Linked DNA regions of Homo sapiens: region 1 is linked to region 2. A link is a loop called in an ENCODE intact Hi-C map of the cell type or tissue named here. Cell type or tissue: heart right ventricle. All regions are shown on one strand. Each heading gives the region's core, and the rest is flanking DNA. Links, peaks and the distances in the headings are about the cores only.

What was found. A loop is a pair of places that touch in the nucleus more often than their neighbours do. Peaks named below come from ENCODE experiments on the same cell type or tissue, not always from the same donor. Only the 100,000 strongest peaks of a DNase experiment are listed, where the experiment ranks them.
Region 1: it touches region 2 in a loop (3-fold over the local background); 102 of 110 quality-filtered maps call a loop at or near these places.

What each region holds. Positions count from the first base shown.
Region 1 is chr20:50,114,134-50,129,724 of GRCh38, reverse strand. It overlaps PEDS1-UBE2V1 (PEDS1-UBE2V1 readthrough), which reads left to right. Exons shown (of 8, transcript NM_199203.3): 4 at 35-179; 5 at 1,538-1,750. PEDS1 (plasmanylethanolamine desaturase 1) reads left to right here. Exons shown (of 6, transcript NM_199129.4): 4 at 35-179; 5 at 1,538-1,750; 6 at 4,546-11,471. The coding sequence ends at 4,667. It also overlaps a transcript of UBE2V1 not described here. Among named protein-coding and RNA genes, the nearest start is that of UBE2V1, 8.8 kb to the right of the region's middle. RefSeq lists a silencer at 13,648-13,804. In heart right ventricle, for the core only: a CTCF peak has its summit at 8,718; a DNase peak (open chromatin) is centred at 8,694.
Region 2 is chr20:50,162,049-50,178,697 of GRCh38, reverse strand. LINC01275 (long intergenic non-protein coding RNA 1275) reads left to right here and starts at 12,498. Exons shown (of 2, transcript NR_183899.1): 1 at 12,498-12,668; 2 at 15,603-15,931. It overlaps LINC01273 (long intergenic non-protein coding RNA 1273), which reads right to left and starts at 6,128. Exons shown (of 3, transcript NR_109943.1): 1 at 5,910-6,128; 2 at 5,681-5,775; 3 at 2,027-2,417. RefSeq lists enhancers at 5,929-6,430, 11,957-13,156. In heart right ventricle, for the core only: a CTCF peak has its summit at 9,169 (motif pointing right); DNase peaks (open chromatin) are centred at 6,217, 6,819, 9,157 and 12,477; H3K4me3 peaks cover 2,875 bases; H3K27ac peaks cover 4,831 bases.

The DNA.
Region 1 (15,591 bases), core at 4,496-12,495, 49 kb after region 2:
CTGACTGCTGGGGCTGTGTCCCCCTCAACTCCAGGCTTTCATCCGACCCTTCCGGGAGCACCACATTGACCCGACAGCTATCACACGGCACGACTTCATCGAGACCAACGGGGACAACTGCCTGGTGACACTGCTGCCGCTGCTAAACATGGCCTACAAGTTCCGCACCCACAGCCCTGGTGAGACACCCAGCTAGTGGTGGGCTGGGAGGGGGCCTTGGGGGCAGAGGCCGACCCCCAGGAGCCTTCTGGGGCTTATGTGTTTGGCTCCTTATGGTATTTTAAAAGAGTTTTCATTCATTGTCTTCATGTAAAATCAGGAAACCTGACATGAAGATGGAGGTTTCCAGCTTCTCTTGCACAATCTGCTCTGGCCCCCCTGGGTCCATGTTCCCACCTGGCCTCACTGGGTGGGAGCTGAGCTGCAGCCACTGCCTTTGACAGGACGCGTCTTTCCAGTTTACCACCGTCCCCACTATTCCTTGCTTCCCTGCACCCAACCCACCTTGTTCATTTGTGTTACCTGCCTGGCAGGGCTTCTGGGGTTTTGCTACCGTGGCCTAGTGGAAAATGTCTAGGCTGTGAAAACAGGGCCTGCCTATTTTTAGAGGGACTGGTCCCAAAGTAAGTGATTTCACCACTCTGAGCCTCAGTTGCCTTATCTGTCAGGTGGAGGTAGGTTGGGGCCCGGTCCTGTTCCAGCACCTTAACACCCATTTGTTCTTCAGGCAGCCTCCGGTGGGTAGAGGTGGTGAGGACGTGTAGTGTAGTGGGTGCTATGGCACCCTGCCCATCCCCTTCCCTGGGGGTGCACCCAGCCCCTGCTTCTGTGAGTGGTGGCTGCTGACAGCTCCCAGCTTCTCCAGGGATGGAGGGGAGGTCCCACCTGTCTCCTTGGGATAAGGCTGGAGCCAGTGACTGAAACGCCTCCGACGCTAGTCCCTTTGCCTCTGAGTGGGTCTAATTCTAAAGAGCCGTTAACACCTCAGAGCTCCTTGCAGGAACAGACTGAGACAGGACGCCACCCACCCCATCTTTGCTCTGCTCTTCCCCTGCCGTGTCTTGCTTCCCTCCCTCCCTTCGAGGTTTTTTCCTGAAGAGGCTCCCTTGATAAATCACATGCACAAGAACCTGTTTCAGGCTCCGCTTCTAGGGAACCTGGGTGAAGGCATCATTCCCATTTTCCTGATGGGGAAATTAAGCTTCTTAGAGGCAGAGTCACCGATCCAGCCCATACTGCCAAGAAATGTCGGCAGAGATCGGAACCCAGCTCCAGCTGACTCCGGTCTACATTCCCAGCCATTGCCATGCTTATGCCATTATCCTATTACACCATTACGCCTGCTTCCTGAGCAGGAGGAAAGCCTGAAGCCCAGGGCAGCACCTGAGCTTGCCTGCGGCCCTGCAGGGGGTGGAAGAGAATCCTGGGTGCTTGCCCAGCTCAGGAGCCGCCCAGGAGCAGGTGGTGAGGGCCATTTGGGGTGGGTTCCCCGTCCCGAGTGACAGCTGTGCCGGCCCCCCCTCTCCCCAACCTGCAGAAGCCCTGGAGCAGCTATACCCCTGGGAGTGCTTCGTCTTCTGCCTGATCATCTTCGGCACCTTCACCAACCAGATCCACAAGTGGTCGCACACGTACTTTGGGCTGCCACGCTGGGTCACCCTCCTGCAGGACTGGCATGTCATCCTGCCACGTAAACACCATCGCATCCACCACGTCTCACCCCACGAGACCTACTTCTGCATCACCACAGGTGCGGCCACCAGTGGCGTGGAATGGGCTTTCCCCACCCCAGCCACTGCACCATCTTCGAGGTCAGGAGGGCAGAGATCACAGCAGGAGGTCACACAGTCCTTGCCCTCTGGGAACAGTCTCTCAGGTCATGCATTTATTGAGCACCTACTGTGTGCCAGGCACTATTCTAGGTGCTGAGGACACAGTAAATGAGACTGACAAAGCCCTCTCCCTCGACTTCATGGCGTTGTGATTCCAGCCACCCATCATCCCGTATTTATTGAGCACCTACCACATGCCATGGTGCTTTGGGCGTAGGCTCCTGCAGCAAACAAAATAGCATGAATCAGCTGGGCGCAGTGGCTCATGCCTGGAATCCCAGCACTTTGGGAGGCCAAGGCGGGTGGATCACTTGAGGTCAGGAGTTGGAGACCAGCCTGGCCAACATGGTGAAACCCCATCTCTACTAAAAATACGAAAAAAAATTAATTGGGCTTGGTGGCAGGCACCTGTAATCCCAGCTACTCGGGAGGCTGAGGCAAGAGAATTGCTTGAACCTGGGAGGTGGAGGTTGCAGTAAGCTGAAATCGCACCACTGCACTCCAGCCTAGGTGACAGAGACTGTCTCAAAAAAAAAAAAAAAAAAAAAAAAACCAGAAAACACGGATCCTTGCCCTTGTGGCACTCACCATCTAGTGAGGGAGCTGGAACGAATGAATAAAATGTGTAGCGTGGCTAATGGTGCTAACTGCTATGGAGGAAAATAAAGCAGGGGTGGGAGAAGGAAGTGGGGGCTTTGCCTCTTAAATCGGGTGGTCAGGGAAGGTGACACTTGAACAAAGACCCCGAGGAGCTGAGGGACAAAGCCGTGCAGACCTCTGTGGGAGGCACTCTAGGCAGCAGGAACAGTAGGTGCGAAGGCCCTGAGGCTGGCCTTTGCTTGCTTGGTGTGTTTCCGGAATGGCAAAGAGGCTCCTGACTGGAGTTGAGGCAGAGCAATGGAAGAGGGAGAAGCGGGCAGAGCAGTGGAAGAGGGAGGAGAGAAGGGGGCAGAGCAACTGAAGAGGGAGGAGAGAAGTGTGGGAGGGCCCTGAAGATAGATGAGCACAGATTAGAGCAAAGGTAACAGGAAGCAGCAGGCCAGAGGCAGGAACATGCCCAGTGCAGTGGAGGAAGGGAAAGGAGGCCCACGTGCCATGCTCAGTTAGCAGCCAGTGCGAAAGAGGTGAGGTGAACTGGGAGTTTCTCTGGAGCCAGCTGGGCTGCTTTCAAGGTTAAGTGTATCAGGTGCTGTCAAGTCTAACTCAGGCCTAACTCTCAGCTTCTCCACATGTGCCTTTAGGCAACTCACAAACCTCCCTGGGGACCGCTTTTCTCCTTACAAAATAGGGCTGCAGCCGCCTCCTTCATATATCACCTTCTTAGGGCCATAGTGGGAATGGCAAATGCGGTGTTTGGCATATAGTAGGTACTTGATAAATTACAGCTACTATTTTTTTTTAGGTCTTTCTGGAAACAGAACTGAGAACCACAAAAAAACATTCTTTTTCATGTCCTCAATTTGTGCTCCTTGGAAGGCAGGTGGAGGGATTAGAATTCAGGCTATTTAGGAGATGGGTTAACTACTTAGGCAGGGCTGAGTTCCAATCCTGGTTTGGCCACCTGCTAATTGGGAAACTCTTCTCTAAGCCTCAGTGTGCTCATGTGGAAAATGGGACTGATATTAGTATCTACCTCATGGTGAGCTGGAAGGCTGTAAGATTGTGAGCAATATTTATTCAGCACCTACTCTGCGCCTGGCTGTATTCTAAGCACTGAGGATCAGCAGTGAAAGAACATGGTGTTTTGCATTTTGGGGATAACGTTCCAGTTGGGGATTGGGGGGTGAACAAACACAGAACAGGAAAATAGAGAATTAACGAAGATGGTTACAGGTTATCATAAAGGCTATAAAGAAATGAAAGAGGGTGGCCTGTCATGGTGGTTCACGCGTGTAATCCCAGCACTTTAGGAAGCCAAGGCGAGAGGATTGCTTGAGCCCAGGAGTTCAAGACCAGCCTATATAAGACAAGACCCCATCTGCATTAAAAAAATTGTAAATAGAGCCAGGCTCAGTGGTTCATGCCTGTAATCCCAGCAGTTTGGGAGGCCGAGGCGGGTGGATCACGAGGTCAAGAGATCGAGACCATCCTGGCCAACATGGTGAAACCTAGTCTCTACTAAAAATACAAAACTTAGCTGGGCATGGTGGTGTGCACCTGTAGTCTCAGCTACTCGGAGGCTGAGGCAGGAGAGTCACTTGAACCCGGGAGGTGGAGGTTGCAGTGAGCCGAGATCGCCCCACTGCACTCCAGCCTGGCCACAGAGTGAGACTCTGTCTCAAATAAATAGATAGATAAATGATAGATAGATAGATAGATAGATAGATAGATAGATAGATAGATAGATAAAGGGTAATGTGAGAAACCTGGGGTGCTGCTTAAGTGGATGATCAGGGAAGGCTTCCTGGCAGAGGTAGCATTTGAGCTGAGTGATAAGGCCACCACAGTGCCTGGTATATAGTAAGTGCTCAAATATAAGTAAGTGCCTGGTATATAGTAAGAAAGTAGAGGAATATGGGGGTTGGAGGCCTGAGTGGCCCCAGGCCCATTGGTGGGAGGCCCCCACTTCCAGTTCCTTGGCCGGTCCCTGTGTCCTATCCTGTACTGACTCACTCCTCATTGGGCCCCTCCAGCCCAGTGAAGGTCAGCTCTCTTCCAATGTCCCCTTGACTACTCTCTCCCATTCAAACTCCCGCTGCCATTTCTACTGCAGGCTGGCTCAACTACCCTCTGGAGAAGATAGGCTTCTGGCGACGCCTGGAGGACCTCATCCAGGGCCTGACGGGCGAGAAGCCTCGGGCAGATGACATGAAATGGGCCCAGAAGATCAAATAACTTCTCCGAGCCTGCTACCTGGTTGCCAACCTTCCCTAGCCCCCAAACCGAAGCCATCTGCCAAATTCCAGCCTCTTTGAGCTGGCCCCTCCAGATGGAGAGGACATCTCCTGGGCTGGGCCCAGGTACCCCAGCCCACCCCTCATGACACAGAATACTTGAGCCACTGATTTTTCATTTCTTTTTTTTTTTTTTCCTCGGCCCCTCCTCAGCCACCTGAGTTGCTCTATCTGCAAGCCTGACTCTGCCAGCCTCCCCTGGTAGAGAGGAGGTTTACCCACTCCCTGCACGCCTGCCGTCCCTGCCCCGCTGGGCAGCCCTTCAGTGTGGCTGGCGTTGGGGCCAGTGAGTTGCCTCTTTCCCTCCTTGTCTGGCCCCAGTGGTCTGGGGAGCCCCCAGGCACACCTAAGCGTCGTGGAGCATTGTTCTGCCACAGCCCTGCATACTGACCCCGGGAGGCTGGGCAGGTGGACAGCCCCAGCCACCACCTTCAGCCTAGCCTGTCCCCCAAGGATGGTGAAGCTCAGCAGGGGTCTGAGGGTAGCCGGCCAGAAGAGGCTGGAACCTCCTGCTCAAGTCTAGACCCCTACTTCTCTGCTGCCCCCACCCTGCCAGAGCTGATGTTTCCAATACCAAGATGTCTTCACAGGGCACAGCCCCTGCAGAGCATCTTGGTCATTTGGAAGAGGACACGGTATCCCCTCTGGCCAGAGTATGTCAGAGAAGGAAGAGTAGGGCTTTTTTGTTTTGTTTTTTTTTAAAGGTGCTTGCTTGTTTAATGTAAATAATAGAAAGCCTTAATATCTTTTCTGTAACACGGAGTAATATTTTAATGTCATGTTTTGGATGTACATAATATATTTATAACAAAGCAGCAAGAGTCTACTTAACCTTGGCTGCCTCGTGGTGTTTCCTGGCTGGGTGGGGTGGGGGGTATCAAGGAGCCTGGGACGTGAGGCCCCACTCTCGCCCCATTCCCAGCTCCCCCCAACCCTGGCCTCAGGATGAGAGCTGTCACCTGAGACAGTGAATTAATGTTGACATCTGCTCCAAAGCCTTTTGGAGGGGATTGGGTGAGGACAGTGGTCTTTCCTGTTGATCATGATGATAAAGTAATGATGGCTGATCCCTATTTGTGACTTCCTTCAGCAAATATTCACTGGCACCTGGTGTGTGCCAGGCTCTGTCCTGTACACAGGTACAGCGGTGAAAGAACCAACAAAGACCTATCCTGGTGGAGCTGACCTCCTGGGAAAAGAGTCAATAAACAAATAAATGCACATGGAAATTCAGGTGGTGATTTGTGAAGAAAATCAAACAGGACAGAACCACAGCGGAAAAGCAGGGTCGGTGCTGCTTTGGCAGGGTGGTCATGAAGGGCCTCTGAGCTGAGACCTGGGGGAGGAGAGGAGGTCAGACACGAAAGAAGTGAGGGAAGAGGCCTCTTGATGGGACAGCAAGTACACAGGCCCTGAGGCAAGAACAAGCTTGGGGCCACGCACAGTGGCTCACGCCAGTAATCCCAGCACTTTGGGAGGCTGAGGCGGACAGATCACCTGAGGTCAGGAGTTCTAGACCAGCCTGGCCAACATGGTGAAACCCTGTCTCTACTAAAATTTACAAAAATTAGCCAGGCGTGGTGGCAGACGACTTTATCCCAGCTACTTGGGAGGCAGAGGCAGGAGAATCATTTGAACCCGGGAGGTGAAGGTTGCAGTGAGCCGAGATCGAGCCATTGCACTCAAACCTGGGGGATAAGAGCGAGACTTCGCTTAGAAAAAAAAAAAAAGAACAAGCTTGGGATTTTAAGAGATGGTGAGGCAGCCACTGTGGCTGGACTAGAGTGAGCTAAGGAAAAATGGAAGACAAGGTTGGGAAAACATGGATTTGGTATACAGAGACTCATAGGCTGAGGTGAGTGGGGACCTGCTGGTCATTTTATTTATTTGTATTTATTACTATGTTTTTAGAGACAGGGTCATGCTCTGTCACCCAGGCTAAAGTGCAGAGGTGAGGTGTAATAGCTCACAGCAACCTTGAACTCCTGGACACAAACGATCCTCATGAGTGGCTGGGACTAGCACATGCCGCCACACCTGGCTTGGCTATTTTTTTTTTTTTTTAAAGAAATGGGGTCTCACTATGTTGTCCAGGTTGGTCTTGAACTCCTGGCCTCAAGTGATCCGCCTTGGCCTTCCAAAGTGCTGGAATTTTAGGTATGAGCCACTGCACCGGGTCAGGACATTATAGACCAATTAGTAACTTGTTTATTTGTTGAATAAGTAATTATAAGGCATCTCCTATGAACTAGGTACTGCGATTCTGTAGTGAACGCTACAGACATAGTCAATAGCTAGTCTAGGCTAGATAGTTTCTGCAATATTAGCCAGAAAAAAGAAAGCCTGTTGGGGACAGGGAAATGCCTAAAGGACTCCAGAGCAGTCACAGATAATGACATTTCTGAGTAGCTGGGATTACAGGCGCCCACCACCATGCCCGGCTAATTTTCGTATTTTTAGTAGAGATGGGGTTTCAGCATGTTGGCCAGGCTGGTCTCCAACTCTTGACTTCAGGTGATCCACCCACCTTGGCCTCCCAAAGTGTTGGGATTACAGGCATGAGCCACTGCGTCCAGCCATGACATTTATTTTTTAAAACGTGACCCATAATGCCATTTTCCTTTGCCAACTAGACTTTTGATTTGTGACTATGCCTGAGGGGACCACACAAGGAAGGGTGTTAGAATTCGACAACTCATAAATGACAGAAATTTAAAGTAAACAGCTAAAATAATCGTATTAGCTCATAAAACGGAAAAGTCTACAGGTGTTCTGAATTAAGGTTTGGCAGGACCCAGGGGCTCACATGATTCATCAAAACGTGGTCTCTCTAAGCTCTGTTTTTCTCTTTGAGTTGAGACTTACTAGACCAGCTCAGCAATCTCAGTGGAAAGTGCATTCCCAGTAGTTGCAGTGGAAGTCCCAGGGCAGGCTCTCATTGGTCTGGACTGGGTCACGTGCCCATCCCTGAACCAATCACATTGGCCAGTGGGGTGAAATGCTCTGGTTGCCCAGGGCTGAAAAATGTCCATCTGGATTTGCAGGGTTGTGATCACCTCTTCCTAAGGCATTACTACAAAAAGAAGTCAATGGTGGATGGGACAGGCAGCTAAATTCTTTAGAGGCCATAGGAGTAGCCTCACCACTGTGGTGTTGGTTTCCAGGCCCCACCAATCTGTGTCAGTTCCCCTGGAGCCGACAGAAAAAAAACCCTCAGCCTGAGTCCAGAGAGGTAAAGTGACTCCCCCAAGGTCCCACAGGTAGTAAGGGTAGAGCAGCCCTCAGACTCAGACCATTTCACTTCTGAATTCTGGGGGCTGGAAAAAAATCCTTCTCAAAACCAGAAGGTGCGCTGCATTGGGTCTGAGAGTGTTGGGGCCACTTGTGAGATCAGGGACTTGCAAACAAGTGCCTATGAGGGCCAGACAGGGGAAAATGCTACTTAATATTACTGAGCACTTAACTTTGCACCAGACTGTGCAGAGAGCTCTGGCATGGGTCCTGTCAAGCAGTCCCTGCAGCTCTGAGAAGTGAGTACTCTTTGCACCATTTGCAGATGGGGAAACTGAGGCACAGAGGTCATGTAATATGCCCAAGGTCACACAGCTGGTAGGTGGCAGAATCAGGATTTGAGCCAGCGTCTGACCCAAAGCCCCTGTGCTTTAACGCTCCCATTGTGGAGAGGGAGGTGAGACAGGTGGCACGTGAGAAATGTGTCCACTATGAGGCAACTGCAGCATGCCTGAGAAAGGGCCGCTGACGCTGGGGACTGGGATGACCTGGAGACATCAGGCCTAAAGGGCAGCTGCTACTCACAGCAGCTGGTTAAACAGGAGCCAGAAATCTAAACTTTAAAAATGCTGGCTCCGTGTTTAAAACGTACTGTGGGCAAAACAAAATGAGTGCATAGGCCAACTGCCTGCAGCCTCCCTCCCAGCTGCTGTGGGATGGCTTGGTTTCAGGTAGGCATGTGCTGCTGTCTGGTGGTGGCACAGGGTAGTGGCATGCAGGGCAAACATGGATTTCCAGCTCAACCGGGGGAGCTGTAGTGAACTTGCATACCCCTGTGTGCTCACTGTTCTTTAGAAGGGGCCTGGGCACATACCTTTGGGCGCCTGCCCCCAACTGAAACTCCATCACCCCGCCTTTTTTTTTTCCTGGAGACGGGGTCTTGCTCTGTCACCCAGGCTGGAACACAGTGGCATGATCTGCGCTCACTGCAGACTCAACCTCCCAGGCTCAAGCAATCCTCCCATTTCAGCCTCTTGAATAGCGGGAACGACAGACATGTGCCACCACCCCCAGCTAGTTTCTTTTTGTATTTTTTGTAGAGATGGGGTTTCACCATGTTGCCCAGGCTGGTCTCGAACGCCTGAGCTCAAGCGATCGGCCCACCTCAGCCTTCCTAAGTGTTGGGATTACAGGCATGAACCACCGCGCCCAGCCAACCCTCCTTTGATAAACCAAAAATATTTTTCAAGCTACCCACATATATATATGGGTATATATATATATATAGCAATATATATATTGCTATATAAGCAATAGGTAATGCTTGCATAGGTAAAGAATAAGAATCACGCCGGGTACAGTGGCTCATATCAAATAATATAAACAGGGCTAGAGTATGGATAAGCTGACCCTGGACAGTGGGCCAAATCCAGCCACTTGCTTTTCTATAGCTCAGAAGCTTTTGTGGGTTGTTTGTTTGTTTGTTTGTTTGTTTGTTTTTTAGAGACAGGGTCTTGCTCTGTTGTCCAGGCTGGAGTGCAGTGGCACAATCACAGCTCACTGTAACCTCAGACTCCTGGGCTCAAGTGATCCTCCCACCTCAGCCTCCTGAGTAGCTAGGACTACAGATGGACACCACCACATCCAGCTAATTTTTTTTTTTTTTTAGAGATGGGGTCTCGCTATGTTGCCCAGGGTAGTCTCAAACTCCTGGCCTCAAGTGATCCTCCCACCTCAACCTCCTGAAGCACTGGGATTACAGGTGTGAGCCACCATGTCAGCCACGAGCATTTTTTAAATGGCTGGGGGAGGGGGAACAATATTTCCTAACACAGAAAATTCAAATTCCAGTTTGTAAAGCTGAATTGGCACACAGCCATGCCCCTCATTTACATATTGTCCGAGGCTGCTTTTGCACTGCAGTGGCAGAATTGAGTCGTTGCATCGGAGACCACGTGGTCCACACAGCCTAAAATATTTACGATCTGGCCCTTTACAGAGAAAAGTTACCAACCTCTCCCTAGTCTAGAATGAAGGGTAAATTGCTCCCCATTCATGTTCCCTCAGGTACTCAGTTCCCCTCCTTAGAGGCCATCATTTTGACAAGACACTTGCAATGCCTTATGTAGGCAGAGGGGTATGTCTGCCCCACTCCTTTTCACACAATATGTAGGATATTATGCACACAGTTCTGCACCTTGCCTTTTTTCACTTAATATATTTTGGAGATAGTGTTATCATTAATGTTCACAAACCATTATTATTTTTTACAGCTGCATAGTGTTCCACCTTCAGGATGGAATGGACTTGACTTTTTTTTTTTTTTTTTTTTGAGACAAAGTCTTGCTCTATTACCTGGGCTAGAGTGCAGTGGTGCAATCCCAGCTCACTACAGCCTCTGCCTCCTGGGCTCAAGCTATCCTCTCTCAGCCTCCCATCCCAAGTAGTTGGGACTACAGGTGCATGCCACCATGCTGAGCTAATTTTTTTTTATTATTTTTAGAGACGGGGGTCTTGCTTTGTTGCCCAGACTCGTCTCAAACTCCTGTGCTCAAGCAATCCTCCTGCCTCAGACTCCCAAACTGCTGGGATTACAGGCTTGAACCACGAGTGTGTTTTAAATTTTGATAGTGCATACCAAATTGTCTTCCAGAGGCCATGCCGGTTTAAGTTCACAAGTTTTCAGAGTCCCTGTTTCCTCACACCCTTGCCAACACAGCGTGTTATCAAATGTTTTGTTCTTTGCCAATCTGATAGGTGGTTTTAATTTGCATTCCTCTTACTGTATTTCATTGATTCTAAGATGTCACTGATTCTAAGATGCATCCTGATTTCAGAAGTTCACATGTAAAAATGTGGCTGGGTGTGGTAGCTCACGCCTGTAATCCCAGCACTTTGGGCGGATCACGAGGTCAGGAATTCAAGACCAGCCTGGCCAACATAGTGAAACCCCGTCTCTACCAAAAATACAAAAGAAATAATTAGCTGGGTGTGGTGGCGGGTGCCTGTAATCCCAGCTACTTGGGAGGCTGAGGCAGGAGAATTGCTTGAACCCAGGAGGCGGAGGTTGCAGTGAACTGAGATCGCGCCACTGAACTCCAGCCTGGGCGACACAGCGAGACTCTGTCTCAAAAAAAAAACAAAAAAAAAGTAAAAACGTATAGCTTCAAATCACTGAAATACAATATGTTTTGTGAGATTGGGTATCTTACTGTGAGTTTAAAATGCATTTGCATTTCCTCATCTGTTCATGTCCTTTTCCTATTTTTCTTGGAAGGGAGGGTAGCATTGGTTAAGAGTGTAGGGTTCAAATCCCAGTTCTGCCACTTACAAGCTTGTGACTTTGGGCAAGTTACTTAACCGTTCTGTGTCTCAGTTTCCTCACCTGCAAAATGGGAATAATAATGGTACCTACCTCATAGGATAGGTGTGAAGATTAAATACATTATTATATGCAAAATACCATGTTCCTGGAATATGGCAAATGCTCAATAAATATTTGCTGTAACTGTCATCTTTGAGTTATTTTTTCTTAATGAGTTTCAAGGGCTCTTTATACGTTAAGGAAACATCCTTTTTGTCCCCCCACCTCCCTGCCCCAAACCCCAGTTTTCATTCCTTTTTCCTTGACCACAGAAGTAACATATAATACAAAATTAAGACATTACAAAAATTGTATCAGAAGAAGCCAATGGAAACAACTTAGATGTCCATTGATAGAGTGAGTTAATGAAGTACACCAAGACCCCCTGCCCACCCATCCCCACCGCTTTTTGACTGTATATTTCGGAAACTACATCAGACATTAAATAAGATGTCTCAGCGCCATGGCTAGACACACCTCAGGGAGCCATGACTCCACATAAATGCCATAGAATTTCACTAGCAAATGCATCACACATCCTGTTTGTTTGTTTGTTTGTTTGTTTGTTTGTTTTTAGATGGAGTTTCGCTTTGTTGCCCAACCTGGAGTGCAATGCTGCAGCAACCTCTGCCTCCCAGGTTCAAGTGATTCTCCTGCCTCAGCCTCCCGGGTAGCTGGGATTACAGGCATGAGCCACCATGCTCGGCTAATTTTTCTATTTTCAGTAGAGATGGGGTTTCACCATGTTGGCCAGGCTGGTCTCGAATTCCTGACCTCAGGTGATCCACCGGCCTTGGCCTCCCTAAGTGCTGGGATTACAGGTGTGAGCCACCATGCCCGGCCTCATCACACACTCTGTTAACCACACATCCCTTCTCCTCTCTGTCTTCTGCAAGTCCACAGTCCTTCCTGTCGACAGTTTGTCAGCTTTACTTTCTGCAGCTTATGCTACAAAAACTGTAGCACGAGGTTGGGGGGGTTCCTTAACTATAAATAGGAAATTGAAGGTTGTGGATAACATTATATAATTTTTGTTTTTTCACCTTTTGAATATACTTTTTCAAACTACTCATGCCTTTTACATCCCAGAGATTCCAAACCAGCCCTAGTGTTTTCCCACTTGAAAAGAGAGTTCACGAATGGACATTGTGGATCTGTCAGGTCTACATGCCTCTCAACCGAACCACTGCGTCAGCTTCCTGTATCTATTAGGTATGCTTTTTGGTGGTAGGTAACAAAAACCTACCTTTAAGAACAACTTAAGCAACAGGCACATTATCTCATGTCTTCAGATGTCTGCAGTTGGGCAGCCCTGCAATTCCTTCAGCAGCTCAGCCACATCACCCAGGATTCTAATTCTAACCATTACAACCTCATATTGTAGGAAGGAGGAAAGGGGACAAAAATAGGCTTTTTCTTCAGCTTTTTTGTTTGAGACAGTCTCGCTCTGTCGCTCAGACTGGAGTGCAATGGCACGATCTTGGCTCACTGCAACCTCTGCCTCCCAGGTTCAAGCGATTCTCGTGCCTCAGCCTCCCGGGTAGCTGGTATTACAGGCCTGAGCCACCAAGCTCGGCTAATTTTTGTATTTTCAGTAGAGACGGGGTTTTGCCATTGTGGCCAGGGTGGTCTCGAAATCTTGACCTCAGGTGATCCGCCCGCCTCGGCCTCCCAAAGTGTTGGGATTACAGGTGTGAACCAGGGCGCCCAACCTTCTCTTCAGCTTTTATGAGGGGAGGGAAAGTTTCCAAACACCCACCTTGCCATGTGGGGCCATGGCGACTGGAATGGCGGTAAACATGCCCAATACACCTTCTCTCTGGGTTCCCTGCTACCAATATTGCTGCTGCCCAATTGGGTGTCCTCGCCCTGTCTCCTCATGGCAGCACGATGCACTTTGTAAAAAGGCAAACCTGCCCACATTTAGCTCAAAACCTCCCAGGCTCCACCTCCCTCATCACGGGAGAGCCAGCGGGTGACACAGGGTAAAGAGAACTGGATTCCAAAACTGATTTTACTCCTTCCTTGTTGTGTGACCTTGGAAAAGCCATCTAACTCCTCTAAGTCTCAGTTTTCTCATCTCACAAATGGAAATGGTAACAGCTACTTTGCAAGGTTCATTGAGGATTAGGTAATAATAGCAGCTAATACTTATATTGCACTTAGTGCCAAGCCCTCTTCTAAATTCTCTAGTTCTATTAACCATTTTAATCTTCCCCAAAATCCGATAAAACAAGACTCTTATCCCATCAGCTGAGTTTATCAGCTCAAGCGCAGAGCGGTGATCAGGCGCAGGCGCCGGAAGGAATCCTGCTCTGGGGACCGGCTGTGACGTCCAGGAATGGGGCAGAAACTCTTCGAGGGAGCGTGTGCGCGGGACGTACTACAACTCCCATCAGGCACTGCGCCAACGCTAGACTACAACAACCAGCATGCCTCGGGCTGTCCCGCCTAACCTCTTCCTGCGATGAGCTCGGCACGGGAATTATTATTGTCAATTTTACTTGCAAGAAGTTTCCTACAAGAGCCAAGGAATCCATGCGAGTAAACATTTACGGGCACCATAGATAAAAGGCTTGTGTTTTAATCCTCATCCTCTCCACCTGTTAGCTCTGAGTCTCAGTTTTCTCATCTCTAAAAATGGGGATATTCACAGGAGTTGCTGCATCGAGTTGTGAGGATTAAAAGTTGGATGTAACGGCTTGGTAATTATGAGCTCTTCTAGTGTCCCTTCCTCTTCCCTGTGCCCAAGGGGTTTTAGGAAAGCATTTTATCTCCACAGCAATCCTATGAGGTTGATACTACTATCCTCATAGAAGGGGAAACTGATGCCAGGAGAGGTTCAAGCGTCTTACCTGAAGTCACAAAGCAAACTGAGTGATGAAGGAAGACTTGAACCTAGAAAATTTCACTGCAAAGGTGAGTCCACCTTAGGAACCCAAATGCTTCCACTTGCTACTGATGCTTTACAGTGACCCCAAGTCCAGGGCAAGTATTTTCTGTGCTCCCCAAAGCAAACTTGTATCACGTGATACACGAAAAGTCAAGTTGCTTCACCTGTAGCCAGTGCTGGCACTTTGAGAGCTAATTATAGCTGAATTTGATGTGGTTGGAGGAATCGAGGAAGGCTTCCCTGAGGGGATGGTGCTGGATCTGAGAACTGAAGAGTGGGAACAGCACAGGCAAAGCCCCTGAAGTGGGAGAGGGCATGTGTTCCAGGGGGCTTGCAAAGGGCCAGTGTCGCCGCAGAGGTACAGAAAGTCTCAGAGGCGCAGGCTGTGCCAAGGCTATGGTGAGGCAAGTGGGGTACCTAGGGTGCAGATTTTTTTTTTTTTTTTGAGACTGAATCTCTCTCTGTTGCCCAGGCTGGAATGCAATGGTGCAATCTCAGCTCACTGCAACCTCTGCCTCCCGGGTTCGCTCGATTTTCCTGCCTCAGCCTCCCGAGTAGCTGGGATTACAGGTGTGTGCTACCACGCCCCGCTAATTTTTGTATTTTTAGTAGAGACGAGGTTTCACCATGTTGACCAGGCTGGTCTGGAACTCCTGACCTCAGGTGATCTGCCCACCTCGGCCTCCCAAAGTGCTGGGATTACAGGTGTGAGCCACCATGCCCTGCCCTAGGGTGCAGATTTTAAGGAGTCACTCACCTGCAGCGCTGTGCAAGTGCGGAGTCAGGACCTGAGTGAAAGCCCCGTTAAATCTGACCACCCCATCCTCGTCCCTGCCCTGGGTGCAGAGCCTGGTGCACAGGGTGTCCAGGCATCCTGCTTTGCCCTGGAGAGCCCTGGTTTCCACTTGTCCTGGTGAGATTATAATAAGTCCCCTTTTAATCTGATGTGTGTCCTCATTAGGTGATAATTCTATGGTCGCTCAACTTGTAAAGTTTGTATTTTATCCAGAGGGAATGGGGAGCCACTGAAGGCTTTAGCTGGAGGGTGTTTTGAGCAGATGTTGGTCTATATGGAGAATGGGCCATAGGGGAGAGAATGGAAGCTGCTGGGGTCTTCCAAGTGGGAGATAAAGGCAGCTTGCCCTGAGTGGAGAAGTGAACGGAGTGGAGAGATGCAGAGTAGGCACTGCTATCAGACAAAGGTGATGAATTGGATGTGCTGGGTGAGGGCTTCCAGCTTCCTTGTCCCTCTATGTTTAGAGTCCTGGTCCTTCTGCCAGTATTTTGCTCTGTGACCTTAAGCCAGTCCCTTCACCTCTCTCAGCCTCAGTGTCTACATCCATATAAGGGCTTCTCAGACAATTTATAATAAAGGAG
Region 2 (16,649 bases), core at 4,760-12,759:
GGGGACAAGGGTGCTCGCTGGGGTGATGGTGTGTGTTTCGTGTGAGTTTCCTAAGGCCGCCATGATAAGATACCACAAACCCAAAACAACAGAAATTTATTCTCCCCTGAAACCAGGGTCCTGCTCCCTCTGGAGGCTCTGGGGAAGAATCCCTCCTTGCCTCTTCCATGGTGCTTGCCCGCCATCCACCATGTTCCTTGGCTCTAGCTGCCTCACCCCAATCTCTGCCTTAATCTTCCAACGGCCTTCTTCCAGTGCCTTCTTCCCTCTGTGTGTTCACCTCCAAATCTCCCTCTCCTTTCTCTTATATAAACACCAGTCATTGGATTTAGAGCCCCCACAATCCAGAATGATCTCATCTTAAGTTGGGTTCATCTGCAAGCCCCTATTTCCAAATAAGGTCACATTCACAGGTCCCAGGGGTTAGGACTTGAACATATCTTCTTGGGGGACACAATTCAACCCACTGCATGTTTAACATCTTGGAGGGAGTTTGGGCAGTGCAGGTGGATGCATTTGTCAAAAGTAATCAAAAGTGGCTGGGCGCAGTGGCTCACCCCTGTAATCCCAGCACTTTGGGAGGCTGGGGCGGGTGAATCACTTGAGGTCAGGAGCTCAAGACCAGCCTGGCCAACATGGTGAAACCCCATCTCTACTAAAAATACAAAAATTAGCCTGGTGCAGTGGCAGGCGCCTGTAATCCCAACTGCTCAGGAGGCTGAGGCAGAAGAATCACTTGAACCCTGGAGGCAGAGGTTGCAGTGAGCAGAGATCGCAACACTAGACTCAGCCTTGGTGACAGAGCAAAACTCCATCTCAAAAAAATAATAATAATAATCAAAAGTACACCTAAAGGTGCAGTTCACCAAATGTAAGCTTTACAGACAGAGAAACAAATATTTGACTCTAGTTAATGACGTGCACACTGACATCTTGACATGCACACTGACATCTTGAGGGGTATCTGCAGCTTACCCAATTAAATGTTAAAAATAAAACAAGCCAGCCATGGTGACTGCCACCTGTAATCCCAGCACTTTGGGAGGCCAAGGCGGGTGGATCACTTGAGGTCAGGAGTTCAAGACCAGCCTGGCCAACATGGTGAAACTGCGTCTCTACTAAAAATTAGCTGAATGTGGTGGCGCACGCCTGTAATCCCAGTTACTTGTGAGGCTGAGGTAGGAGAATTGCTTGAACCTGGGAGAGGGATGTTGCAGTGAACCGAGATCGTGCCACTGCACTCCAGCCTGGGTGACAGAGTGAAACTCCATCTCAAAAAAATAACTGAAATAAATAAATAAATATAAAAATAAAACAGATTAATGAATAAACAGAGGTAGAGCCCCACCAATGCCACTTTTGAGAATCTATCCTGAGGAGCTCATCATGAAAATAACTCAAGCCTGCTCCTCACCACACATTCATTTAGGCTTTTCTTTAGATAAGATCTCTGTAGCCCAGGCTCAAGTACGTCGGCACCATCACAGCTCACTGCAGCCTCAACACCCCCAGACTCAGGTGCCCTTCCCTCCTCTGCCTCCCAAGTAGCTGGGACCACAGGCACGCACCACCATGCCAGGCTAATTTTTTTTTTTTTTTTTTTGGAGACAGGGTCTGCCACTCTGTCACCCAGGCTAGAGTGCAGTGGCACAATCACGGCTCACTGCAATCTCAGCCTCCCCAGGCTCAAGCAATCCTCACATTTCAGCCTCCCAAGTAGCTGGGACTACAGGCACACACCACCACACCTGGCTAATTTTTTTGCATTTTGTAGAGACAGGATTTTGCCATGTTTCCCAGGCTGGTCTCAAACTCATGGGCTCAAGCGATCTGCCTACCTCGGCTTCCCAAAATGCTGAGAAGCCACTGTGCTCGGCCTAGTCATTTAAACATTTTAATGATGAAAACTATGGAAACCAACTCAGTGCTCAGCTTTGCCACCCCCACTGGAGCACCTGGGGACTCAGCCTGAGGCTGTGGGAGGCATCAGGTGCGGGAAGCCTCTGAAATGAAGGGAAAGGTTGAACGTGGTTGCGTTTGCTTTATTACAGAAAGAATTATTCCAGCTTTCATCCAGTTCTCAGGGCCAGGCCGGTAACCCCCACAGAGGTGAAGGCCCCTGGTCAGCTGGGTGCTGGGTGCCCACCGGGTGCTGACATGCATACTCAGACCCCTCAAGAGGAAAGGGTGGCCTCCTTCACCAGGAAGCCGGCGCTGGTCCCGGCCCTGTCGCCGGGAACGTAAGCAACTGGGCCTCTTTTTCCTGGGCATTTATGCTGTGCCAGGCACTGCCCGAGGGGGTTGTATTTCTTCATATATTTATTCCCTTCTCTTCTGGTACCTGCCATCCACCTCTTCTCACCCCCACTCAAAGGCAGCCATTCTGTCACTTTGTGTCTTTTTGCTGGAATGTGTCCCTGCAAAACACATGTGGCTACTTTGTGGCATGAACACTTGTGTGAAGGGTTTTGTAGCTGTGGCTCATCCACGGTCCTTTCTATGAGCAGTCCCCAGTCTCAGCCGCCCAGTCCCTGGGGTAGACACCCAAGTGACCCCCAACCTGCCCCACCACAGATAAGGTGAGCTGCCACCTCCTTGCACCCTCTAGGGCTGGTGTGAGGATGTCTCTGGGACTTTGGCTTGAGAGTAGGTTGTAGGGGATGGGGGGACTAATTTGACTAAGTACCAGGTGCTCTACAGAAAGGCTGTCCCGTCTCCACTCACACCAGCTGTGCCCAAGGGTTTTATATCCCATATCTTCCACCACCGCTTGGTACTATTCACCATTTTTTTTTTTTTTTTTTTTTGAGACAGAGTCTTGCTCTGTCGCCCAGGCTGGAGTGCAGTGGTGCAATCTCAGCTCACTGCAACCTCCACCTCCTAGATTCAAGCAATTCTCGTGCCTCAGCCTCCCGAGTAGCTGGGACTACAAGTGCCCACCACCATGCCTGGCTAATTTTTGTATTTTTAGTAGACACGGAGTTTCTCCATGTTGGCCAGGCTGGTCTCGAACTCCTGACCTCAGGTGATCTACCTGCCTTGGCCTCCCAAAGTGCTGGGATTTCAGGCGTGCACCAACACACCTGGCACTATTCACCTTTTAAATTTTTTTTTAATTTTGAAATACTTTCAGACTTAGAGAAAAGTTACAAATACTTCAAATATTTCCCAAATGTTTTCATTTTACTACATTTGATGTATCATATTCTCCTTCTTTCTCTCTCTCTCTCTCCACAGACACACACACACACACACACACACGCACATGTGTCGTTTTTTGTTTGTTTGCTTTTTGAGACAGGGTCTCTCTGTCACCTTTTTAATTAGCCAGGCGTGGTGTTGCACATTTGTAGGCCCAGCTACTCAGGAGGCTGAGGTGGGAGGATCGCTTGAATCCAGGAGTTCGAGGCTATAGTGAGCAGGTATCATGCCACTGCACTCCCTCCTGGGCAACAGAGCGAGACACCATCTCCAAAGAAAAAAAAAAAGAAAAAAAAACAAAACAAAAAGATGTCTGCGGTTGGGCATGGTGGCTCATGCCTGTAATCCCAGCACTTTGAGAGGCCAAGGCGGGTGGATCACGAGGCCAGGAGTTCAAGACCAGCCTGGCCAACATGGTGAAACCCTGTCCCTACTAAAAATACAAAAATTAGCCGGGCGTGGTGGTGGGCGCCTGTAATCCCAGCTACTCGGGAGGCGGAGACAGGGGAATCGCTTGAACCCGGGAGGCAGAGGTTGCTGTGAGCCGAAATTGTGCCACTGTACTCCAGCTTGGACAACAGAGCGAGACCCTGTGTCAATAAATAAATAAATAAATAAATAAATAATGTGACCTGTTAATGTGAGTTACATATTTAATTTAAAATTGTCTAGACTGACCAGCCTGTGCAACATAGTGAGACTCCATCTCTATGAAAAAATTTAAAAATTAACTGGACATAGTGGTGCCTGCCTGTAGTCTCAGATACTTGGGAGGTGAGGCAGGAGGACTGCCTGAGCCCAGGACTTCAAGGCTCCAGTGAGCTATGACTGCACTCCAGCCTCGGTGACAGAGCAAGACCTTGTCTCTAAAAATAAATATTTTCTTTTTTGAGACAGAGTTTTGCTCTTGTTGCCTGGGCTGGAGTGCAATGACACTATCAGCTCATCGCAACCTCCATCTCCCGGGTTCAAGCGATTCTCCTGTCTCAGCCTCCCGAGTAGCTGGGATTACAGGCATGCACCACCACACCTGGCTAATTTTGTATTTTTAGTAGAGGCGGGGTTTCTCCATGTTGGTCAGGCTGGTCTCAAACTCTCAACCTCATGTGATCCATCCACCTTGGCCTCCCAAAGTGCTGGGATTACAGGCGTGAGCCACCGCACCCGGCTTCTTTTTTTTTTTTTTTTTTAATTTTTTGAGACAGAGTCTCACTCTGTTGCCCAGGCTGGAATGCAGTGGTGCTATCTCTGCTCACTGCAACCTTCACCTCCCAGGTTCAAGCGATTCTCCTGACTCAGTCTCCTGAGTAGCTGGGATTACAGGCGCCTGCCACCACGCCTGGCTAATTTTTTTTGTATTTTTAATAGAGACAGTGTTACACCATTTTGGCCAGGCTGGTCTCGAACTCATGACCCCAGGTATTCCACCTGCCTCAGCTTCCCAAAGTGCTGGGATTACAAACATGAGCCACTGCACCCCGCCAAGGGTTGTAGTTCTTAAAGTCTTTCTTTATCAGGCATATAAGAATGAGACCCCTCTCTTCATGGTCTGCCTCTATTTGTGAAGGTTTTCTTAACATTAGTGACACCAGGCCAGGCGCGGTGGCTCACGTTTGTAATCCCAGCACTTTGGGAGGCTGAGGAGGGCGGATTACGAGGTCAGGAGATCGAGACCACGATGAAACCCCGTCTCTACTAAAAATGCAAAAAATTAGCTGGGCGTGGTGGCGGGTGCCTGCAGTCCCAGCTACTCCAAGAGGCTGAGGCAGGAGAATGGTGTGAAGCTGGGAGGCGGAGCTTGCAGTGAGCCGAGATCGCACCACTGCACTCCCTCCTGGGCAACAGAGCGAGACTCCATCTCAAAAAAAAAAAAAAAAAAAAAAAAAAAAACATTAGTGACACCATTTTGATTCTGACAACTGTCACACATTTTTTTATTGTGGTAAAATATTTAACAGAATATTTATATTTTTCACCATTATTAAGTGTACAATTCAGTGGCATTAAATGCATTCACACTAGGCACAGTGGCTCACACCTGTAATCCCAGCACTTTGGGAGGCCAAGGCGGGAGAATTACTTGAGCCCAAGTGTTCAAGACCAGCCTGGGCAACATAGCGATACCCCCATCTCTACAAAAAAATACAAGAAAAATCAGCCAGGCGTGGTGGCACGCACCTGTAGTCCCAGCTACTCGGGAGGCTGAGGTGGGAAAATCACTTGAGCACGGGAGGTCGAAGCTGCAGTGAGCTAGGATTGCACCACTGCAGTCCAGCCTGGGCAACAGAATAAGACCTTGTCACAAAAAACAAAGAAAAGAAAAAAAATTCACAATGCTGTATACTCGTCATAACTCTCTGTATCCAAAACTTTTCCATCATCCCCAACACAAACTCTGTCCTCATTCAACAATTCCCCCCTCTCTCCAGGTAATCTCTATTCTATTTTCCATCTCTCAGAATCTGCCCATCCCAGGTACCTCATACAACATTGTCCTTCTGTGTCTGGCTTCTTTCACTGAGCACAATGTTTTCCAGGTCCATAGGTGTTGTGGTCTGTGTTGGAATGTTCTTCCTGGGACAAAACAAGGCCTGTCTGACTCCAGGGCTGCCCCCGATCCCCCACGCCCACCTGCCTGTCCCCTCTGCAGGCCTCAGTGCTTCTGTCTGTAGGAAGGGAAGGGCTGGGCGGCCTGCTGGGCTGGTCACCTGCCACCTTGCCGTCAGCGCCTTCCCTCGCGTTAATCACTGTTCAGCCAGAAAACCGAAACCCCTGAACACCGCAACAGAGACTCTCCCACAGGGAACGGGTTACAGAGACGACGGTGGAGGCAGAGGCCGAACGGGATGGGGAGGACGCTCCGAGAAAGAAATCGCAGCCGCAGAGAGCCACTGCCACCTCTAAGCTGGAGGGGCTGGTAAGGTTGCTGTAGCCCAGGGCCTGCGTCACTCCGCAAAGCGGGAGGCACAGGGGCCTGTCCCGGGGCGCTCCCCGACCGGGGCCTCCCGTTGGCCAATAGGAACTCACCGGACGCGAGCCTGGGAAAGGCGCCGCAGGGTCAGCTCTGGGATACACAGAGCAGAGCTGCAGAGGGCGGAGCTTGGATCGGAAGGCAAAGAGCCCCCGCCCCCGCCCGACAGACCCTCCCTCCCTGGTCAACTCCTACCAGGCAGCCCCCACTGTGGCTCCAAGCCCTGGCTTCTCGGACCCAGCTTCCTTCTGTCCCGCTGGCCTAGGGTGGAGCGCCTCCAGCTGTGGCCAATGCTTCACCTGGCCTTTCTGCATCTCGGCTCGTCCGTCCTCTGTGTAAGCAATGCCTGTATTCCATCCCTTCTGTCTGAAATGCCTAGGGTGGTCTCCCTCTTCCAGACTGGCCCCCAATGAGACACCAGTGGTGCTGTCGTTTACAGAGTGGCCACAGTGCTACCACGGGAGGTTAGTGGATGGCTGAGTCATGAACCAGAAAGGAGGGCAGAAGTGAGGTGAGATGGGTCCCCAAGGCAGGGCCACTCCGTGGTAAGTGCAGGATCTCAAGGCAGACCCTGAGCTTTACAGAGACGTTGAGTGGCCACAATCAGGCCCCCAGCTCAGCCAGTGGACGGGCTCCATGTGGCACTGGGCCAAAGAAACCAGCCTCCACTGAGGGCCTCCTGTGTGCCCAGCTGTATTCCCACGTCAACCCCATCTCAGCTGGCAGGGCTCACCGTAATAGAGGACTGCAGACTGTGTGGTTTAATCAACAGAGATTGTTGTCAAGGTGTGAGCGGGGCTGGCTTCTCCCGCAGCCTCGCTCCGGGGCTTGTAGATGGCCGCCTTCTTGCTCTGGGCTCACATGGCCCTCCCTCTGTTTGTGTCTGTGTCCACATTTCCTCTTCCTATGAAGACAACGATTATATTGGATTAGGGTCCACCCTAATGACCTCATTTTTACTTAATTACCTTTTTTTTTTTTTCAAGAGGGAGCTTCACTCTGTGACCCAGGCTGGAGTGCAGTGGCGGGATCTCGGCTCACTGCAACTCCCGCCTCCCGGCTTCCAGCAATTCTCCTGCCTCAGCCTGCCGGGTAGCTAGGATTACAGATGTTCACCACCATGCCCAGCTAATTTTTGTATTTTTCCTAGAGATAGGGTTTCACCATGTTGGCCAGGCTGGTCTCGAATTCCTGACCTCAAGTAATCTGCCCACCTCCACCTCCCAAAGTGCTGGGATTACAGGCGTGAGCCGCTGTGCCTGGCCACTTAATTACCCCTTTAAAGGCCTTATTTCCAAATACAGTAACATTCTGAGGTACTGGGGGTTAGAATCTCAACATAATTATTTGGAGGAGGTCATCATTCAGCCTGTGACACCCCCCAGTTTCACAAGGTGGGCATTATCGGCCCTGTTTTCCAAATGAGGAAACTGAGGCCCAGAGAGTGGCTCACCCAAGGCCACCCAGAGCTGGGTCTCCTCAGGTCCAGGGCTCCCCACCCCCCACACCATGAGCAGGGCTGCTGCTCCACCTGCCAGCCCAGGGAATCTTCTGTCACTCTCTGTGACTGCCGCAGACCCTGGGAAACGGATTCCAATCCCTCTTCCTTTCGTTCCCTCTGCTGTGTGTAATAAGATGATGACCCACCATTTATTGGCCCTTTCCTATGTGTGAGGCTCTTCCACTAGCATTTCTCATGCATTCCATACACACACACGACACGGCTCCTCTGGCTCTGCTCAAGCCTCCTCAGAGATGCCCTCCTCACACACCCCACTTGTAACAATGCCTCCACCCACACCAGCACGCCTCCTGCTTTATTTTCGTTTGTAGTGTCATAAATACCTGAAATTAGGCTGGATACGGTGGTTCACGCCTGTAATCCCGCCACTGGGAGGCCGAGGTGGGTAAATTACTTGAGGCCAGGAGTTCGAGACTAGCCTGGGCGACATGGAAAAACCCCATCTCTACTAAAATACAAAAATTAGCCGACTACTAAAATACAAAAGTTAGCCGACATGGTGGTGTGTACCTGTAGTCCCAGCTACTTGGCAGGCCAAGGCATGAGAATCACTGGAACCCAGGAGGTGGAGGCTGCAGTGACTGAGATGGCACCAGTGCACTCCAACCTGGGTGACAAACTGAGACTCTGTCTCAAAAATAAATAAATAAATAAAAATAATACCTGAGATTATATCACATGCATGCTTATTGGTTTGTTGTGTTCTCTGCACTAGACTGTAAGCTCCAGGAGGGCAGGACCCAGGCCTCATCCCCTGCTGTATCCCTGGCACCTAGATGAGATTGTCAGTCACTGACATCTTTATTGAAATGTTGTTTCAATAAATTATTAAATAAATTAGTTCTTTCACCCAGCCCTCACCAATAATCTGTAACACGGGCCTTAGGATCCTTATTTTATTTTATTTTTTTTGAGACAGAGTCTTGCTCTGTCTCCCAGGCTGGAGTGCAGTGGCGTGATCTCAGCTCACTGCAACCTCTGCCTCCCAGGTTCAAGTGATTCTCTTGCCTCAGCCTCCCGAGTAGCTGGGATTACAGGCACACGCCACCACACCCAGCTAATTTTTGTATTCTTAGTAGAGATGGGGTTTCACCATGTTGGCCAGGCTGGTCTCGAACTCTTGACCTTGTGATCTGCCCGCCTCAGCCTCCCAAAGTTCTGGGATTAAAGGCATGAGCCACCGCACCTGGCCCAGAATCCTTATTTTACAGAAGAAGAAAGTGAGGCTCAGAGAAAGTCCCAAATCCACCCAGGCTCACCCAGCTAGTAAGTAGTGAAGCTGGAATTTGAACCCAAGTCTATGCTTGCAACCTCCACACCCAGGCCACCTCCTTGCCTTGACCTTCCTTCCAAATCTCTCCCTGCTCTGTGCCTTCCCAAACCACCCTCACACAATTGCCCCGAACCTCTCTTCTTCTAGAAATTCCCAATACGTAACCAAGCTGGGCTGCAGTATCCCTTTGTGCCAGCAGGTGTCACCAGAGAATCCAGAAAGCCATAGTCCGCGGTCTTGCACTCCAGAGCACAGTTCATACTCTGATTTACTTAATCACTTTTAAGGATATTTCCAAGTTTTTGCTCCACAAAGGAAGGTGCAGCTGCATCCTGGCACCTGTGTTCATGTGCTATGTGGTGAGAATTTCCCTGGGAATGGATTCCTAGAAATGCAATTGCAAAAGAGCAAAAATAACTTTAAATTGCATAGATTTAAAGATTTGCTAAGCCGGGTTTACAACTGAGAAATGTGAGACCCAGAGAGGGCACATGGGTGGCTCAGGGGCACACAGCTAGCTAGTGGAAAGGCCAGATTTAGAACTAGTAGTACTAGCTCCTCTGGGCCAGGCGCGGTGGCTTACACCTGTAATCCCAGCACTTTGGAAGGCCAAGGTGGGCAAATCACTTGAGCCAAAGAGTTCGAGACCAGCCTGGTAGAGTGAGACCTTGTCGTTAAAAAAAATACAGAAAAAAAATCAGCCAGGCACGGTGGTACACACCTGCAGTCCTAGCACTTTTGGAGACCAAGGTGGGCAGATCACTTGAATCCTGGAGTTTGAGATCAGCCTGGGCAACATAGTGAGACCATGTCTCTATAAAAAATACATATATATATCTCCAGCTGTGGTGGCACACATCTGTAGTTCCAGCTACTCAGGAGGCTGAGGTGAGAGGACTGCTGGAGCCCAAGAGGTCAAGGCAGCAGTGAGCCGTGATCACACCACTGCACTCCAGCCTGGGCAACAGAGCGAGACCCTGTGTCAGAAAGAACTAGCCTCCAGCCATGAATATTTCTACTGCACCTGGACGTTGCTCCCACCTAGGCTAAGGCAGAGTCTTTGTGCATGAATCTGTATGGGGGCCTGGATCTGACTGCTTCTTTGGTTATTCAATCATCCATTTATTCATTAGACAAACTACAATGGTGGGATACAGGCTCCATGCTGTAAGAAAGGTTCAAATAACAACTGCCTCCTAGTCAAAAAGTAGTTTGTTTTCCTCTCTCATATTAATCTGAATGAAAGTGATCCAGAGCTGCATAGTTGCTTTACGGTGTCAGGAACCCAGTCTTTTGCTATCTTGCGCTCTTTTTGTTGAAGACAACTGGCAGTTTTCATCTTATGGTCCAAAATGGCTGCCCAAGGCTGGACACAGTGGCACATGCCTGTAATCCCAGCACTTTGGGAGTCCAAGGTGGGCGGACCACTTGAGCTCAAGAGTTCAAGACCAGCCTGGGCAACATGGTGAAACCTCATCTCTACAAAAAAAAATTAACCAAGCGTGGCGGCAGGTGCCTGTTGTCCCAGCTACTTGGGAGGCTGGGTGGATCGCTTGAACCCGGGAGGTGGAGGTTGCAGTGAGCTGAGATCGCACCACTGCACTCCAGCCTGGGTGACAGAGTGAGACCCTGTCTCAAAAAAAAAAAAACCCTATGTTGACTTCTAGTCAACATAGTACTGGTAGTTCTAGCCAGAGCAATTAGGAATGAAAAAGAAATCAGGCCAGGCGCAGTGGCTCACGCCTGTAATCCCAGCACTTTGGGAGGCCGACGCGGGTGGATCACGAGGTCAGGAGATCGAGACCATCCTGGCTAATACGGTGAAACCCCGTCTCTACTAAAAATACAGAAAAATTAGCTGGGCGCGGTGGCGGGTGCCTGTAGTCCCAGCTACTCGAGAGGCTGAGGCAGGAGAATGGCGTGAACCCGGGAGGTGGAGCTTGCAGTGAGCCGAGATCGAGCCACTGCACTCCAGCCTGGGCGAAAGAGTGAGACTCCATCTCAAAAAAAAAAAGAAAAAGAAATCAAAGGCATCCAAACGGAAAGGAAGAAGTAAAATAATCTCTGCTCTCCAATGATATGATCTTATATGTAGAAACCCTAAAGATTTCACAAACTAAGAAAAAACTGTTAGAATTAATAAATGAATGCAGCAAAGTAGCAAGATACAAAGTCAGCACACAAAAATCAGTTACTTTTCTCTACACTGACAGTGAGTGATCTGAAACAAAAATTATAAAAACAATTTCATTTACAATAATATCAAAAAGAAGAAAATCCTTAGGAATTAATCCAAAAAGTGAAAAACTTGTACAATGAAAACTACAAAACAGGCCAGGCTTGGTGGCTCCTGCCTGTAATCCCATCACTTTGGGAGGCCAAGGTGGGCAGATCACCTGAGGTCAGGAGTTCAAGACCAGCCTGGCCAACAAGGTGAAACCCCACCTCTGCTAAAAATACAAAAAATCAGCCGGGCGTGGTGGCACTCACCTGTAGTCCCAGCTACTCGGGAGGCTGAGGCAGGAGATTTGCTTGAACCTGGGAGGCGGAGGTTGCAGTGAACTGAGATAGCGCCACCGCACTCCAGCCTGGGTGACAAAGCAAAACTCCATCTCCAAAATAATAATAATAATAATAAGTGTTGGTGATGATGTAGAGAAATTGGAACCCTTGTGCACTGTTGGAATATAAAATGGAACAGCCAGGCCGGACGTGGAGGCTCACGCCTATAATCCTAGCACTTTGGGAGGCTGAGGCAGGTGGATCACTTGAGGTCAAGAGTTCAAGATCAGCCTGGCCAACATGGTGAAACCTTGTCTCTACTAGAATACAAAAATTAGCTGGGCATGGTGGCGCACACCTGTAATCCCAGCTACTTGGGTACCTGAGGCAGGAGAATGGCTTGAACCTGGGAGGCGGAGGTTGCAATAAGCCAAGATCACGCCACTGCACTCCAGCCTGGACAACAAGAGCAAAACTCCGTCTCAAAAAAATAAACAAATAAACAATAAATAAATAAATAAAATTTAAAAATGGAACAGCCAACCTGGAAAACAGTATGGCAGTTCTTCAACAAATTAAACACAGAAATTACCATATGATGCAGCAGTTCCACTTCTGGGTATATACCCAAAAGAATTGAAAGCAAGATCTTGAAGAAATATTTGTACACCCATATTCCATTAGCAACAGTGTTTACGATAGCTAAAAAGTGGAAACAACCTAAGTGTCCATCATCATCGATCACATGAACAAACAAGCAAAATGTGGTCCTTCAGCCTTAAAAAGGAATGAAGTTCTGACTCAAGCTATAATGTGAATGAAAGAGAGAGAGAAAAAAAAAGAGAAGAGAAGAGAAAAGAAGAAAAGGCAGCCGCTTTTCAAATGAGCTGACCCTGAGCCAGGCTTCTAGGAGCCAGAGGTGACTCAGCAGAGGCCCCACCCTCGATTCGCATGGGGAGACATTCCGGGGCAGCCTCCCGCTGACGTGTCTCAGCACATAATCACAAAGAGCCAAGCACGCATGAGTCAGAAGCAGTTATATCCCTAAGTCATAAAGCAGCAGCTGGGCCCAAGATTCCTGGCATCCTTCCAATCTCACCTCCCCCGCCCTATTTACCCAGGAGCAAAAGAAGCGGAGGGAAGCAACACAGCGCAGCGTGACTACGTGCTTGATCTGTCTCCTCCTAACGGGCATGCAGGTTGGTTCCAGTTTCCAGCGATCCTAAACACACTTGGCTGGACCTCCCTGTGCCTACAGAGGTGGGATTTTGTGACATAGGTGGGGGGAAATGGAATTGCTGGGGTGAATTGTAGATCCACGGGAGCTCCATTGCAACAGAAAAAGGCATGCCTCTTCAGTTTACTTACAGGTCAGGATTTCTAACCTTGGCCCCATTGACATCCTGGACTGGGTCATTCTTTGTTGTCAGGCAGCGGGGGAACCGTCCTCTGTAGGATGTTTAGCAGCATCCGTGGCTTCTACCCAATAGATGCCAGTAAATCACCACCTCCAGTTGTGACAACCAAAAATTTCTCCAGACATTGCCAAATGTCCCCTGGGAGTCAAAATCACCCCCAACTGAGAACCATTGCTGTAACTGTACAGAGCCTATGAGGATGAGGAGGATTTCTTTTTCTTTTCTTTTTTTTTTTAGACAGAGTCTCGCTGTGTCGCGCAAGCTGGAGTGCAGTGGCGCAGTCTCAGCTCTCTGCAACCTCTGCCTCCTGTGCTCAAGTGATTCTCCTGCCTCAGCCTCCCGAGTAGCCAGGATTATAGGCATGCGCCACCGCGCCCAGCCAATTTTTGTATTTTTAGTAAAGACGGGGTTTCACCATGTTGCCCAGGCTAGTCTTGAACTCCTGACCTCAGGTGATCCACCTGCCTCGGCCTCCCAAAGTGCTGGGATTACAGGCATGAGCCACCGCGCCTGGCCTACGAGGAGGATTTCTAAGCACAGATTCTTTAAACAGGTTTTATGTGTTATTGACTTTCTTCTCTTTGGGCAGAAGGACATTTTACCTCCCTAGAAGGGGTGCAATGACATTGATAGTCACTAGTTTAAGAATAAGAGATGTCCCTTGCAAGCAGACTCAGAGAAAAAAAAAAGGGTCTCAGTTCCTAATTGGGATAAATAACGAGATTTGAATCTGAACGATAGAAATTAAATTATAGGCCAGGCGCAGTGACTCACACCTGTAATCCCACTGCTTTGGGAGGCCGAGGCAGACAGATGACGAGGTCAGGAGATCGAGACCATCCTGGCCAACATGGTGAACCCCATCTCTACTAAAAAAAAAAAATACAAAAATTAACTGGGTGTGGTGGCGTGTGCCTGTAGTCCCAGCTACTCGGGAGGCTGAGGCAGGAGAATTGCTTTAACCTGGGAGGCGGAGGTAGCGGTGAGCCAAGATCACGCCATTGCACTCCAGCCTGGGCAACAAGAGCGAAACTCCATCTCAAAAAAAAAAAAAAAAAAAGAAAAGAAAGAAAAGAAGTTAAATTATAGCATTGCACCAATGTGACATTTTCTGATTTTAAAAACTATAGAGTTCCTATAAGATAATGTCTTTGTTCTTAAGAAATACACACTGAAGAATTTAGGGTAAAAAGGCATTATGTCTGTAACTGACTCTCAAATGGTTCCGAAAAAATGGTACACATGGAGAGAAAGAAGGATAAATCACGTGTAGCAAAATGTTGATAATTAGGGTATTGAGAGTTTATTGTACTATTCTTGCAACTTTCTGTAAATTTGAAAAAAAATTGAATTATTATTTTTAAAGGCATTTTTTTAGAAACTCACCTATGTTTTGTTCTAGTTTTTAAAGCAAGTTTTAATCTGTCATTCCCACCTGCTCCCAGGAAAAGGAAAAACATCATTGTATGATTGTGCCCTGGATCTAGACACAATTAGGGCACAGTCCCAAGAGGCTTCCAGAAAAAGGTTCTCAGTATAAGTGTGGCAGGCAGGAAGATCTCTTGCGTATATTTGTAAAATGCCTGGAAAGAAATTCCACCGAACATAAACAGTGGGTGGTGATGGTCCTATTGTCTATTGTGTCCCTCTGTAACCACCCTCTCCCTGCACTTGCCCCCTTCCCCAGGCAACCCAGGTGCCTTAGGTAAGTGACCCCATTCCCTGCCCTGCCTTGGAGGGCCGGATGAGTCAAAGAGTAATCTTATCCCTCTGCTAGTGAGTACAAATGAAGTCTGTGGGCCAACAAGGAGCGAGGAGCAGTTTCCTGGAAGCCCTGGGCTGGTGTTTGACTTGCTTTGAGATAGAATAAATGGGAGAAAGAGACTTTATGGGACATCTGGGCCTAGGGCTCCTGGATGCTGTGCTGAAAACACCACGTACAGAAGCCAGTCTAACCTTCTGGATGATGAGAGCCCAGATGCAGTACAGAGGTGCCCCAGCCAACAATCAGCTGCTATCTGAATCCCATCTGGATCCCATCTGAATCCCATGTCACCATGAATGAGGCCACCTTAGCCCAGCCAGCACAGCTGAAAGCCAGAAGCAGCCGCATGCACAAGCCCAGGGGAAGCCCACAGAGGAACCACCAGCCAACACACAGAATTGCAAGCAGTTAAGCAACTAAGATTAAGACAACAATTTTAAAATGAACCAGGTCCGGCCGGGTGCGGTGGCTCTCAGGCCTGTAATCCCAGCACTTTGGGAGGCCGAAGCGAGCGGGTCACCGGAGGTTGGGAGTTCGAGACCAGCCTGACCAACATGGAGAAACCCCGTCTCTACTAAAAATACAAAGTTAGCCAGGCGTGGTGGCGCATGCCTGTAATCCCAGCTACTCGGGAGGCTGAAGTAAGGTTATAACATGGCCTGGCGTGCAGTACGTGCTCAATAAATGCTCACCGTTATTGTTGATCAGGCATTTCTGATCTTGTCCCCTATGCCATTCACTATGAGGGCTCACGATGACAGGCAAGAAACAAGTAATCTACTAGGGAAATAATTGGGGAACTCTCAGGAACACCACAATGGCTAGAGAGCCTAGGAAAGCAGTTCATACACTGGAGGCCAAAAAGAAGGACTCGTGCCTGCCATGTGTGTGGCAGAAGCTTCCGAGTATCAACTATTAATAATATCATTTTCCTTTCTTATTATTAATAGAACCCCAGCTTTTAAGTTGGTCTCCGCAGAGGACAACTGCATTCTCCAGCCTCCTGTACAGCAGAGAGTGCCATGTGACTAAGACCAAGTTCTAACCAGTGGGATCAAAGCAGGGAAGTGTTGCCTTCTTTGCCCCTTCCTGCTGGCTGGAATATGACAAAACGGCTGCAGCATGAGCAACCTTCTTGGGCCCTGAGGTGGAAGCCACCTGTTGGTTGACCGACCAGATGGTGGAGTGACCAGATAGAAGGGGCCTGGTGATTGTGGATTCTGCCACACTACCTCTGGTCCCCTATACCTATGTGAAAGGAAAAGAAATGTCTGCCATGTTCGTGTGTGTGTGTGTGTGTGTAGTGTGTGTGTGTGTGTGTGTGTCTGCCATGTTTAAGCCACTATAACTTTGGGATATCTGTGGCTTATAGTCAAATCTAATCCAAACAAATGCACCTCTATGTCCCCCTCACAGATAAGAAGATTGATGCAAGGGAACCCCTGATGTGGCCATAACACAAAGATAGCTTCAACCACCACCGATACGGAGCTGGACTCCGCCCTTCCTGGCCTCCTGGCCTTTTATTCCCCGCTAATTCCTCTGGATTCCTAATGACTCCCATTCCCTGCATGCACACCAGGTACAGTCACATCTCCTGGCGTTTACTCTTGCCATACCCAGTGTCCAGCTTCCCTCCCTTATCTTTGTTTTGTTTTGTTTTTTGAGACGGAGTCTTGCTCTGTCGCCCAGGCTGGAGTGCAGTGGTGTGATCTCGGCTCACTGCAACCTCCGCCTCCCGGGTTCAAGCCATTCTCCTGCCACAGCCTCCCCAGTAGTTGAGATTACAGGCACAGGCACGTGCCACCACGCCCAGCTAATTTTTGTGTTTTTAGTAGAGATGGGGTTTCCCATGTTAGCCAGGCTGGTCTCGAACTCCTGGCCTCAAGTAATCCACCCGCCTCGGCCTCCCAAAGTGCTGGGATTACAGGTGTGAGCCACCACACCCGGCACCTTACCTTACCTTTTCTCCTTGGTAAAAACACTGGAGAAGTTGG